Linked DNA regions of Homo sapiens: region 2 is linked to region 1. A link is a loop called in an ENCODE intact Hi-C map of the cell type or tissue named here. Cell type or tissue: PC-3. All regions are shown on one strand. Each heading gives the region's core, and the rest is flanking DNA. Links, peaks and the distances in the headings are about the cores only.

Region 1 (5,383 bases), core at 78-5,077:
CTTTCACATCGTACCAATCTTTCTTAGAAAATGGATCAACCAGCCAGGGGTGGTGGCTCACACCTGTAATCCTAGCACTTTGGGAGGCCGAGGCAGGTGGATCACCTGAGGTCAGGAGTTCAAGACCAGCCTGGCCAAGATGGTGAAACCCCGTCTCTACTAAAAATAGAAAAATTAGACTGGGCGCAGTGACTTAAGCCTGTAATCCCAGCATTTTGGGAGGCCATGGCGGGTGAATCACCTGAGGTCAGGAATTTGAGACCAGGCTGGCCAACATGGTGAAACCCCCGTCTCTACTAAAGATACAAAAACTTAGCCGTGTGTGGTGGCACACGCCTGTAATCCCAGCTACTTGGGAGGCAGAGGCAGGATAATTGCTTGAACCTGGGAGGCAGAGGTTGCAGTGAGCCGAGATCGTGCCATTGCACTCTAGCCTGAGCAACAGAGTGAGACGCTATCTCAAAAAAAAAAAAAAAAAAAATTAGCCAGGCATGGTAGCAGGCACCTGTAATCCCAGCTACTCAGGAGGCTGAGGCATGAGAATTGCTTGAACTCGGGAGGCGGAGGTTGCAGTGAGCTGAGATCACACCATTGTATTCCAGCCAGGGGGATAGAGCAAGACTGTCTCAAAAAAAAGAAAAAAGAAAAAAAGAAAATGGATCAGCCACTTCTTGGCTCCCTTTTTGCTGTCTTTCGTAAGGTACTTGTTCTTGCCAACCACCATGTTGCTGCTCAGAATGATCTTTTCAATAAACGGTACTGAAAGAACTGGACAGCCATATGAAAAAAATGAACTTCGACCTTTAGCTCACATCATACACAAAAATTAATTTGAAATAAATAATAGAGACAAAAGTTGTGAACATAAATACATTCAAAAGCTGTTGGAACCCCCAAAGCACTTTTTTTTTCTGGCAAAGTCCCACCTCAGCCTCCGAGTAGCTGGGACTATAGGTGCGCACCACCACACCTGGCTAATTTTTGTATTTTTTTGTAGAGACAGGGTTTCGCCATGTTGCCCAGGCTGGTCTTGAGTTCCTGAGCACAAGCAATCAGCCCACCTTGGCTTTCCAGCATGCTGGGATTATAGGTATGTGCCACCACACCTGGCTTCCAAAAAGACTTTAAACCTTGAGAGAGAACTGGTGATCTGAGTCACTTAGCATGTAGTTGCAACTTCTGCTTCTTAGATTATAGATCAACTCTCTTTTCTCATTGTTCTTGTGCTATAAATGACTGGGAGAGACCAGAGACCAGATGTCCTCCCCTTCTAATCACTGACCTTTGTTATAGATTGTCTCCTGCATTATTCTGTACCTAACTCAAACCAGATGGCGCAAAAGACCTCATGACTGTTTCATCTTCAGTATGGAATGTTCAGTATATCTTTCCTGAAAGAAAAAGATGACCTTCACCAATCAGACCATTGTAATTATGCATTAAGCCTTACATAAGGCCGGGCATGGTGGCTCACAGCAGGAATCCTAGCACTTTGGGAAACCAAGGTGGGATAATCACTGGAGCCCAGGAGTTTAAGGCCAGCCTGGGCAACACGGCGAAGCCCTGTGTCTATAAAAAATTGACTGGGTATGATGGCACACACCTGCAGTCCCAGCTACTCAGCAGACTGAGGTGGGAGGATCACCTGATCTCAGGAGGTCGAGCCTGTAGTGAACGCTGATGGTGCCACTGCATTCCAGCCTAGGTTGCAGAATGAAAGTCTGTCTCAGGAAAAAAAAAAAAAAAAAGCCTTGTATAAAAAAAGTTAAAATTCTGATTTTTTCTCCTAAACTTTGTCTATGTAAACCACCCCAAACTTCTGCACTTCAGAGCACAACAGTACAATTCCATCTTTCAAATTTGTGCTTCCTGGGTGGCTGTCCTCAAGCTTTGTGCTCAAAAAAACTCTACATTTAATCATATTTTCTAAATTTTATTATTTTAGGTTGACAAAGTAAAGGCTAAAACTATAAAACTTCTAGAAAAAAAATAGGAGAAAATGTTCACAAACTACAGTCTTATGGTAGACAAAGATTTCCTGGACAGGACACAAAAGTATAAACCATAAGAGAGAGAAAAAAAAGATAAATTAGACTTCATTAAAATTTAAAAATTGCCTGTACTTTGAAAGGTACTATTAAGAAACTGAAAAGGCAGGCCACAGTCTGGAAGAAAATATTTGCAATGCAAATATTAGATAAAGGACTTGTACCCAACATACATAAAGAACTCTTAAAATTCAATGAAAGAAGGCAACTCACAAAAAAAAAAAAAAAAAAAGAAGAAGAAGATTTGAACAAACCCTTCAAAAAAGATGATATATAAATGGCCAGCAAATACATGAAAAATGTTCAACATTATTAGTTATCACGGAATTGTAAAGTAAGGCCACTGTGAGATATCACTTAGAAGAATATTCAGCTTTAGAAAACAGTTTGGCAGTTTATTTATCCCTTACCCTATGACCCAGCAATTCAACTCCTAGGTATTTACTAGCCTGAGAGAAATGAATCACCTAAGCCCTTTATTTAGCTTCTCACAAGTTCACTGATTCACTCTGTGACACTGGCCAGGTTCTTCCCATCTCTGGCCCTGTTTTCCATCTGTGGAAAGCAGATGTATGGGTTGGGCTAGGTCAGGGATGGCAAACGACGTTTGTCTTCAGTACAAACTCCTTATCACTGCCAGGGACTGCCCAGACTACCTCTGTGATGAGAAGGAATGTCTGATAGAAATTGAGAGCTCTGTGACCCACTAACAATGTCTGCTAGAGACATGAGAATGACCCAGAAAGGCCACATACTTCCTATATGCTATATGCCCACAAAAAGATTTGTGCATGAATGTGCATAGCAACTGTATTCATAGCAATCGAAAACTGGCAATAACTCAAATTCCAGATAGATTGTGGTACATCCACACAATAGTTTATTACCCAGTAATATGAAAACTATTAATATATGCAACAACATTGATGATTCCTTTCTTTATATTGAGTGAAGGAAACCAGAAACAACTCTATGAGTCAACGTATGTGAAACTGCCGGAAAAGGCAAAACTAAGCTATACTGACAGGAAGATCTGTGGTTGCCTGGGGCTGGGGTGAGAGAGGGGACTGGCTGGAGGTGGCAGGAGACTTCTGAGGGAATGGAAATGTTCTAAATTTTGATTGGGGCAGGTGCAGACGTTTGTCAACATTCACCAAGTTGTGGCGGGGGGCAGTGGTTCATGCCTGTAATCCCAGCACTTTGGGAGGCTGAGATGGGCAGATCACTTCAGATCAGTAGTTCGAGACCAGCCTGGCCAACATGGCGAGACCCCGTTTCCACTAAAAATACAAAAATTAGCTGGGTCGGTGGTGGGCACTTGTAGTCCCAGCTACTTGGGAGGCTGGGGCAGGAGAATCTCTTGAACCCTAGAGACGGAGGTTGCAGTGAGCCGAGATTGAGCCACTGCACTCCAGCCTGGGTGACCGAGTGAGACTGTCTCAAAAAAAAAAAAAAAAAAATTATCAAGTTGTATGTGCACTTAAAATGGAGATATATTAATATATGTCGATTGTACCTCAAAAAATGATTTTTACAGAAGTAGCTTTGAAACGTAATGAACTGTTCCACAAGCACGTGGCAGGAAGAGGGCCTGCTACCAGGTATGCTGTGGGAGAAACATGGAAGTGAGAAAGGACAGGGCACCTTCAGAAACACATTAGTTTGTAAAATCGCTCTCAGCTTTGCGAAGACCTTTCAGGCGCGCTCGGAGAGGCTGGCCAATTGCTTCTCAGATCCCCTATTAGAAATTTGACCACGGGCCTAACGGGAACAGGGCTGCCACGGAGCATGGAGAGAGGGCCTGGAGCCCAGGACAGATCATTGCTGACTTGGTTCTGAGTTCTCCATAAAAAACCTCATGGCCTTTCTCCTCCTCCAGACTCACGTGCCCCACCTCACTTCCTTAAGAATCTAGGCTCACAGCACGCAGGCAGGCAGCCATCAACCCCGAGCCCCCTTCCCCTTCTCCTTCGGGGAGAAAGCACTAGATGGAATAAGTCCCGTCAGTCCCAGCGTTCAGACATTCTCCTAAGTACTGTTCTTTTAAAAAGCTGGAAAGTTGGGTTAAGGAGTTTGGGGCTATTATTAGTGCCAAACACTATAAAAAGGAAATGCCACTGATAATCTTAGATGGCTGTATTTTCATACGGGGATAATTCAAGCTTCCTTCTTAGAGTTCTCAGTCATAAGAAACCCTTCATTAAAATACTCCCTCGGGCCATAGCCTCAAACCTAGCATTGCTCAAATCCTTTGGGACTATTCAAGTCAGGACTGACCGGGAGAACTCAGCTGGCATTTTTTAGCCCATTTTTATGGCTGCCTCCTTCTGAGTTTCTCGTGTTGTTCTACCAGAGGAAAATAACGAATGATTCAACCTATGCACAAATATTTATTTGCACTGCTTACATGGAGGCGGCATAGCAAAGGGCCTTAGGGGGCAGGCTCTTGTCAGGCTTAGCTGAGCTCTGTCCCTGTGTGGCATCAGGTAAGTTGCTCTTCCTTTCTGAGCTTCCCCTACAAAATGAGCTGTCAACCCTAGGAGCTGATGCCTGGTGCCTACCACTTAGTAAACTCTACACGAATATTAATTTGTTATTACTATCACTGTTATGCATTCAGTTACATCCACCATGGATACAGCAAAAATGCCGTTTCACCCTTGAGAATCCTACATTCCACCTTGCTACACAAAGCATACAGACAGGAGAATAAGAGAACAGCAGAAGTGATGATACCCTACCCCGTGATGAAGAAGCTGCTAAAAGGCATCTCCTTTCATCTTTCATACACTGCAGGTCCTGTGCTTTGAGTGTTATTGAGAAGCAATGTGTCAATATGTGTCAAAAGTCCTTAAAATGTGTTTGCCCTTTGACCCAGATTCCCTCTAGAAATTTTCATAAGAAAACAATTACATTTGTGAGCAGAGATTTCTCCTGGATATTACTGAGAGTAACAAAAATTTGGTAACAGTCTGTCTGAATGACTAACAACGGAAGTTAAATACATATTTAGACATTATGATTGATGAACATTTATGCAAAGCAGGTCACAAAACAATATGTGCAGTGTAGGTCCATTTCGAGGGTATGACCTGAAGTACAATTTTTAAATCGATACATAATAATTGTGCATATTTATGGGGTACATATAATTTGATACAGGCTTATAACGTGTGATGATCAAATCTGGGTAATTGGCATATCCATCACCTCAAACATTTATCATTTCTTTGTGTTGGGAACATTTCAAATTTTCTCTTCTAGCTATTTTGAAATATACAATAAATTATTGTTAACTGTAGTCACTCTACTTTACTATTGAACACTAGAACTTA
Region 2 (5,383 bases), core at 144-5,143, 100 kb after region 1:
AGGCTTGCACCACCACACCTGGCTAATTTTTGTATTTCTAGTAGAGACAAGGTTTCACCATGTTGGCCAGGCTGGTCTTGAACTCCTGACCTCAGGTGATCCACCCGCCTTGGCCTCCCAAAGTGCTGTGATTGCAGGTATGAGCTACCTACCGTGCCCAGCCAATAAATGTTTATTTTTGTTTTTATTTTTATTTTTTGTTTTTTTGAGATGGAGTCTCACTCTGTTGCCCAAGCTGGAGTGCAATGGCACAATCTCAGCTCACTGCAACCTCCGCCTCCCAGGTTCAAGCAATTCTCCTGCCTCAGTCTCCAGAGTAGCTGGGACTACAAGCACGTGCCACCACACCTGGCTAATTTTTGTATTTTTGGTAGAGACAGTGTTTCACCATGTTGGCCAGGCTGGTCTTGAACTCCTGACCTCAGGTAATCCACCCCCTTCAGCCTCCCAAAGTGCTGGGATTATAGGTGTGAGCCACCGTGCCTGGCCTATTTTTGTTTTAAGCTACCAACTTTTGGGATAATTTGTTACACAAAAAACAATAATGAATACAGTTTTAATACTGAATAAAGAGCAAGTGGAGCTCTTGTCTCTATCACATGGTGTCCTACAGTTTTATTACAGTGCTACCAGAAAAATCAAAGTAAGTTATAGTTTTTCAGTGTTGGCATTCCTTAAAATAAGAGAATAACATAGTTAATAAAAGAGAAGGATGAGAAGAGGGAGAAAGGTATCTGGAAAAGGAAAAGATATTTGAGGCCCTATACAGTGTTTCTATTATGTCTTTTGCTATCTCTTTTGATCAAAAGAACATTTAATCAGCTAGCAAAAATGTGGTTCTTGTATTTATATTATCTTGGATCTCCTAAGCATGTCTAATCACTGTTGGCCAAAGCAAGGAGACTAGGCATTAAATGGCTCTGAGTTGGCTGGAGGCCATAGAAAGGAATATGTCAGATTTGGAAATGACTATGAAGGAAATGCAAGTGTTGAACGGAATTTGTACTAAACACTTTTTAAGGTCCACTCAGCCCTGATTTCTGAGATATTTGTCCTTTACCTGATAAACTCTTACCTATCCTTTAAGGCCCCAGCTTAAATGTCACATTCTCTAAAATGCTATCTCTGGTTATCCTAGGCAGAGTATAACATTTCTTTATGCTTTCACAGCACTTTCTATATACCTCTGTTTTGGCACTCATATTGGAAGAGGGGTAGGGCCATTGTTGCCTACCTGCTAGCCATCCTTCCACACTTTTCATTGCTAACAGAACTCTGATTTTGTTTAGAAGGCATTGTGCCAAGTACTGTTCCCTTTTGTCAGAAATTGCTATGGAGGTGGGCATGTGACTCAAGTTTTGTCCACTGAGACATAAGGAGCAGTCTGTTAGATGCTTCTGGTGAAAAAAAAAATTTCCCTAATAAAAGAGAGAGCAGATATAAAAAGAGCACTCTTTTCTGTTTATCTCTTTCCTTTCTGTTTTAAATGCTGTAATGTGAGAACTTGCTGGTTGCTACCACAGCAGCCATTTTGTGATCATGAGGACAGATCTCTCTGATATGCTATGGATAGTGAAACAGAAGAACTAAAAGTGTTCCAATTTTTAATGACATCACTGAGCCCCTGAAGAGGTCCTGAAATTAACAAACTAAATTTATCTATATGATATTAAATTTCCATAGTGTTTAAGATTTCATTAGTGAGGTTTTCAGTTATTTGCAGGTAAAAACATCCAAATTTACGGAAAAAGGAACAGAAATAACATTCCTAAAACACTTATATCATGCTTTAATTTTTCGTTAATGTAATTTGCTACCTCAATTGTTAGAGCAAGGACCTTGTCTTAATCAATTCCTAGCACTGTCTACAGTCTCTGATTTGAAAATGATTGCTTAAGAAGCGTTTGTGTGGAATGTGAATTTTGTTGCAATGGAAAGTAAAATTTTTTTAAAAAGCGTTTGTGGAATGAATGAATCAATTAACAGATGAATGAATAAATGAATCTATAGATCAATATGATGGTGTTATTGAGAGGTAGAACAGAAAAATGAGTTAAGCACATAAGCTCTTGCATTGCATTCCTGGCTTCCTATCCTGGCTCCCCCACTATGTGACCTTGGGTAAGTCACTTAATCCCTATAAGACTGTTTCCCCAGTTATAAAATGTGAATAACAGTGCATACTTAAAATAATTTTTGTGAGGTTATATTTTATGTAAAGGCTTAACATATAATTTGGAACTGAATAAACACTCAATATGTTGACCATTATTTTTGGAGAATGAAGAACAGCCAGTAATTATTCTAAATTGTCAAACCTGGTTGACCGGGAAAATTAAAATAAATCTGACCAAAACTGAATGTGTAGATGGAAAAGATGATGTTCAACTTCAGACATGTAAAATACAGCCTAAATATAGTTAGAGAGTGAAGACATGTGGGTTATGCTTATATAGATATATACATAACGTTACTCTATCTAGGTTCTGATTTATACTACATTTACTCATCCTGAGATTCTATATTTACAGAATTGTTCTTTACAAATATAGTAACTTAAAAACGAAGGTAACTTTTGGATTATATCCATAATGAGTCAAATCCAATAGGCCAGGAGTTGCTGAAATTTTGCCTAAAAATGTGTACACAGGCAGTAATCTTCAAAAACAAAATATCATGGATAAAAAAGATTTCTTTTTCAACCTAAGAAAGCAGGTTGAAAAAAGGAAGGAGAAAAAGGTTTCCTTAAATAGTGTAAATATGTCAGTGATGTGATGTTGCTCAGTCTTTGAAATTCTTTGAATTCTCTTCCTAATTTAACGTTTCTTCACAGACTACTATGCAACAGAAGAAAACTATGCCTGAAATATCTACAGGAGAAATTCTGTGTATGAGTGTTTAAGGAACCTCTTTTGTTACTCAAGTAACCAGAATGAGTAATAAAAATCAAGCATGAGTAGTAGTATTTGTCATGCACTTTTTTTTCTATTGCTAAAATGAAAGCTATCATTGAACTCAGATTAGGAAATAATTCTTCCCAAGCAAAAAAAAAATCATGAATTATTTATTAGATTTTCTTCTACCGTTAATTTTTAATGCATGGGAATGACTAATAGTATAAGCCAAATCAGAAAGTCAATTCACATTCCAGATTCCATTTTTAGATGGGCATGAAGAATTCAAATTCTTTTATTCGATAAGCCAGCCCAGTCACTGGAAAAAATTAAACTGAAATATCTGCCTGCATCAATCTCTCTACCAACGTATGACCCTTTCAGGACCAAATGATTATGGGCCACTCTATATGCAGCCCTATAACTCATAGCTATGTAGTGAAATTTACACTTCAGTGAATATGATTCTGTCTCTGTATCAATAATAATATCTTTATATTATATCAAGATGTCTTAATACCTTGCCTTTTCTAAAAAGTATTAGAGTTCTTTGTGATATAGGGCCTCAAAACATTTTATGGACACCAAATTCTATTCTATTCTTTTCTTTCTCTTTCTTTCTTTCTCTTTCTTTTTCCTTTCTTTTCTTCTGTCTTTTTTTCTTCTTTATCCACCTCTTCCTTTTAATCGGTATTGCATCTGAAATAACAAAATAAATTCTCAGTAGCCTAGCCACCTCCAGGTTTTCTTCACCTTTGTTTATGTTTCAAACCACAGCCGGATTCTTTTCTTTTCTCTCTTTTTTTTGCTGGGGGGGACAGAGTTTCCCTCTGTCGCCCAGGCTGCAGTGCAGTGGTGCAATCTCGGCTCACTGCAGCCTCCGCCTCCCAGGTTCAAGCGATTCTCTGCCTCAGCCTCCCGAGTAGTTGGGATTAGAGGCATGTGCCACCACACCCAGCTAACTTTTGTATTTTCAGTGGAGACAGTGTTTCATCATGTTGGCCAGGCTGGTCTTGAACTCTTGGCCTCCCTCAAGTGATCCACCTGCCTCTGCCTCCCAAAGTGCTGAGATTACAGGCATGAGCCACCGCACCTGCTAACCAATCTTGAACACAAATACTAGAACATTTTTCTACCTGGGAAGCTGTGGGATCTGTTCAAGATTCTGGGTTTTTGTTTTTGGGTTTTTTTGTTTGTTTGTTTTCTTTTTTTTTGGAGGTGGGGAGAGAGAGAGGATCTCGCCACATTGTGCAGGCTAGTCTCAAACTCCTGGGTTCAAGCAATTTGTCCACCTCAACCTCCCAAAGTGTTGGGATTACAGGCATGAGCCACCGTGCCTAGCCATGCTCCAAGGAAATTGCTAACCAGTAAGAAAGGAGAACATGAGAGAACAGTTACTGGGAAAAATAAAGTTACTTTTTATTTATACTCCCCAATGAATTGAGACTTCCAACAAACCAGTTACATATACAAAAAAGAAAAACAAAAAAGGAATTTATCAGCTCAATTATTCAACAGATATTTATTGATTGCTTCCTTCGTGTCAGGCACTGTTCTAGGCATAAGGGATTCAGATTTGAAAAATATTAAGCAAAGTCCCCCTCTCCAGGAACTTATGAGTCCAGGGGTAGCACTGGCTCCAAGTGTGGTGCTCAATGTTATCACAGTTTTTTTCTCCCTCTGTCATATTTTCTTTCCTTTCTGTAAACTGAAATCTTGGGTGGTCTCTTCCCTTTTGAAGGCAACATGGCCACCAGTGTTAACAATTCTAATGGGAAGAGAGCCTGTCTTTCCTCGTCATCCTAGCAAAGGGCCAGACTGTCTCATTGACCTGGCTTGGGTCAGATCCACATCTCAGAACCTTACTGGCTAGGTCTCAGTCATTAGGAAGGCCACAAATATTTGTGCAGGTTGTTCATTGTAAAAAAGGACAAGCAGGGGCTGAAATCCAGCGAAGGCTGCATTCACCAAGCCTTTATCCTGGTGCAGGACTGTGTGTGACAGGAGAGAGGGATCTTTGTCCAGTTCACACTAGGACATGACAGTGTCTTGGCCGTGTGCTCACCCTGGAGCAACAGGTGAGGAGGGATTATCTCCACCTGGACTACATGGCCTGAAGGTGGGGAAAGGACAGTTGGGCTTCCCTGGTCCAAAGTCAGAAAAATGAAATGCTGGGCATGCAAAGACAACAGCTATCTACTTCATTCCTGACAGGCATGGAAAGGCAAGGTGGCAGAGTGGAGGGGACCTTGGATTTGGTGTCAAAAGGCCTAGGTTCTAATCCTAGTTTGGAAGGTTGTGGGACATTGGGCAAATCACTTAACTAATCCCCACAACATTTGTTTCCTTTCTTATAAAATGGAGAAAACTGTTGTCTTACCTGCCCTACAGACTCATTGAGAGAGGAAAAAAATGAATAACGTATGAGAATATGGTTTGGAATAAGTTTCTTATGTCCAGAAGGTATAATTATTATCAATGATATCCTC

Evidence for each region. Peaks named below come from ENCODE experiments on the same cell type or tissue, not always from the same donor. Only the 100,000 strongest peaks of a DNase experiment are listed, where the experiment ranks them.
Region 2: it touches region 1 in a loop (4-fold over the local background); 4 of 110 quality-filtered maps call a loop at or near these places.

What each region holds. Positions count from the first base shown.
Region 1 is chr5:157,604,912-157,610,294 of GRCh38, forward strand. No RefSeq gene overlaps it. Among named protein-coding and RNA genes, the nearest start is that of ADAM19, 32 kb to the left of the region's middle. In PC-3, for the core only: a CTCF peak has its summit at 4,523; DNase peaks (open chromatin) are centred at 2,560, 3,060 and 4,440; H3K4me3 peaks cover 809 bases; H3K27ac peaks cover 5,000 bases.
Region 2 is chr5:157,708,164-157,713,546 of GRCh38, forward strand. It overlaps LOC105377676 (a long non-coding RNA gene), which reads left to right. Exons shown (of 3, transcript XR_941129.3): 3 at 2,834-2,962. Among named protein-coding and RNA genes, the nearest start is that of THG1L, 21 kb to the right of the region's middle. In PC-3, for the core only: no CTCF peak of the experiment used is centred there; a DNase peak (open chromatin) is centred at 2,898; H3K27ac peaks cover 1,777 bases.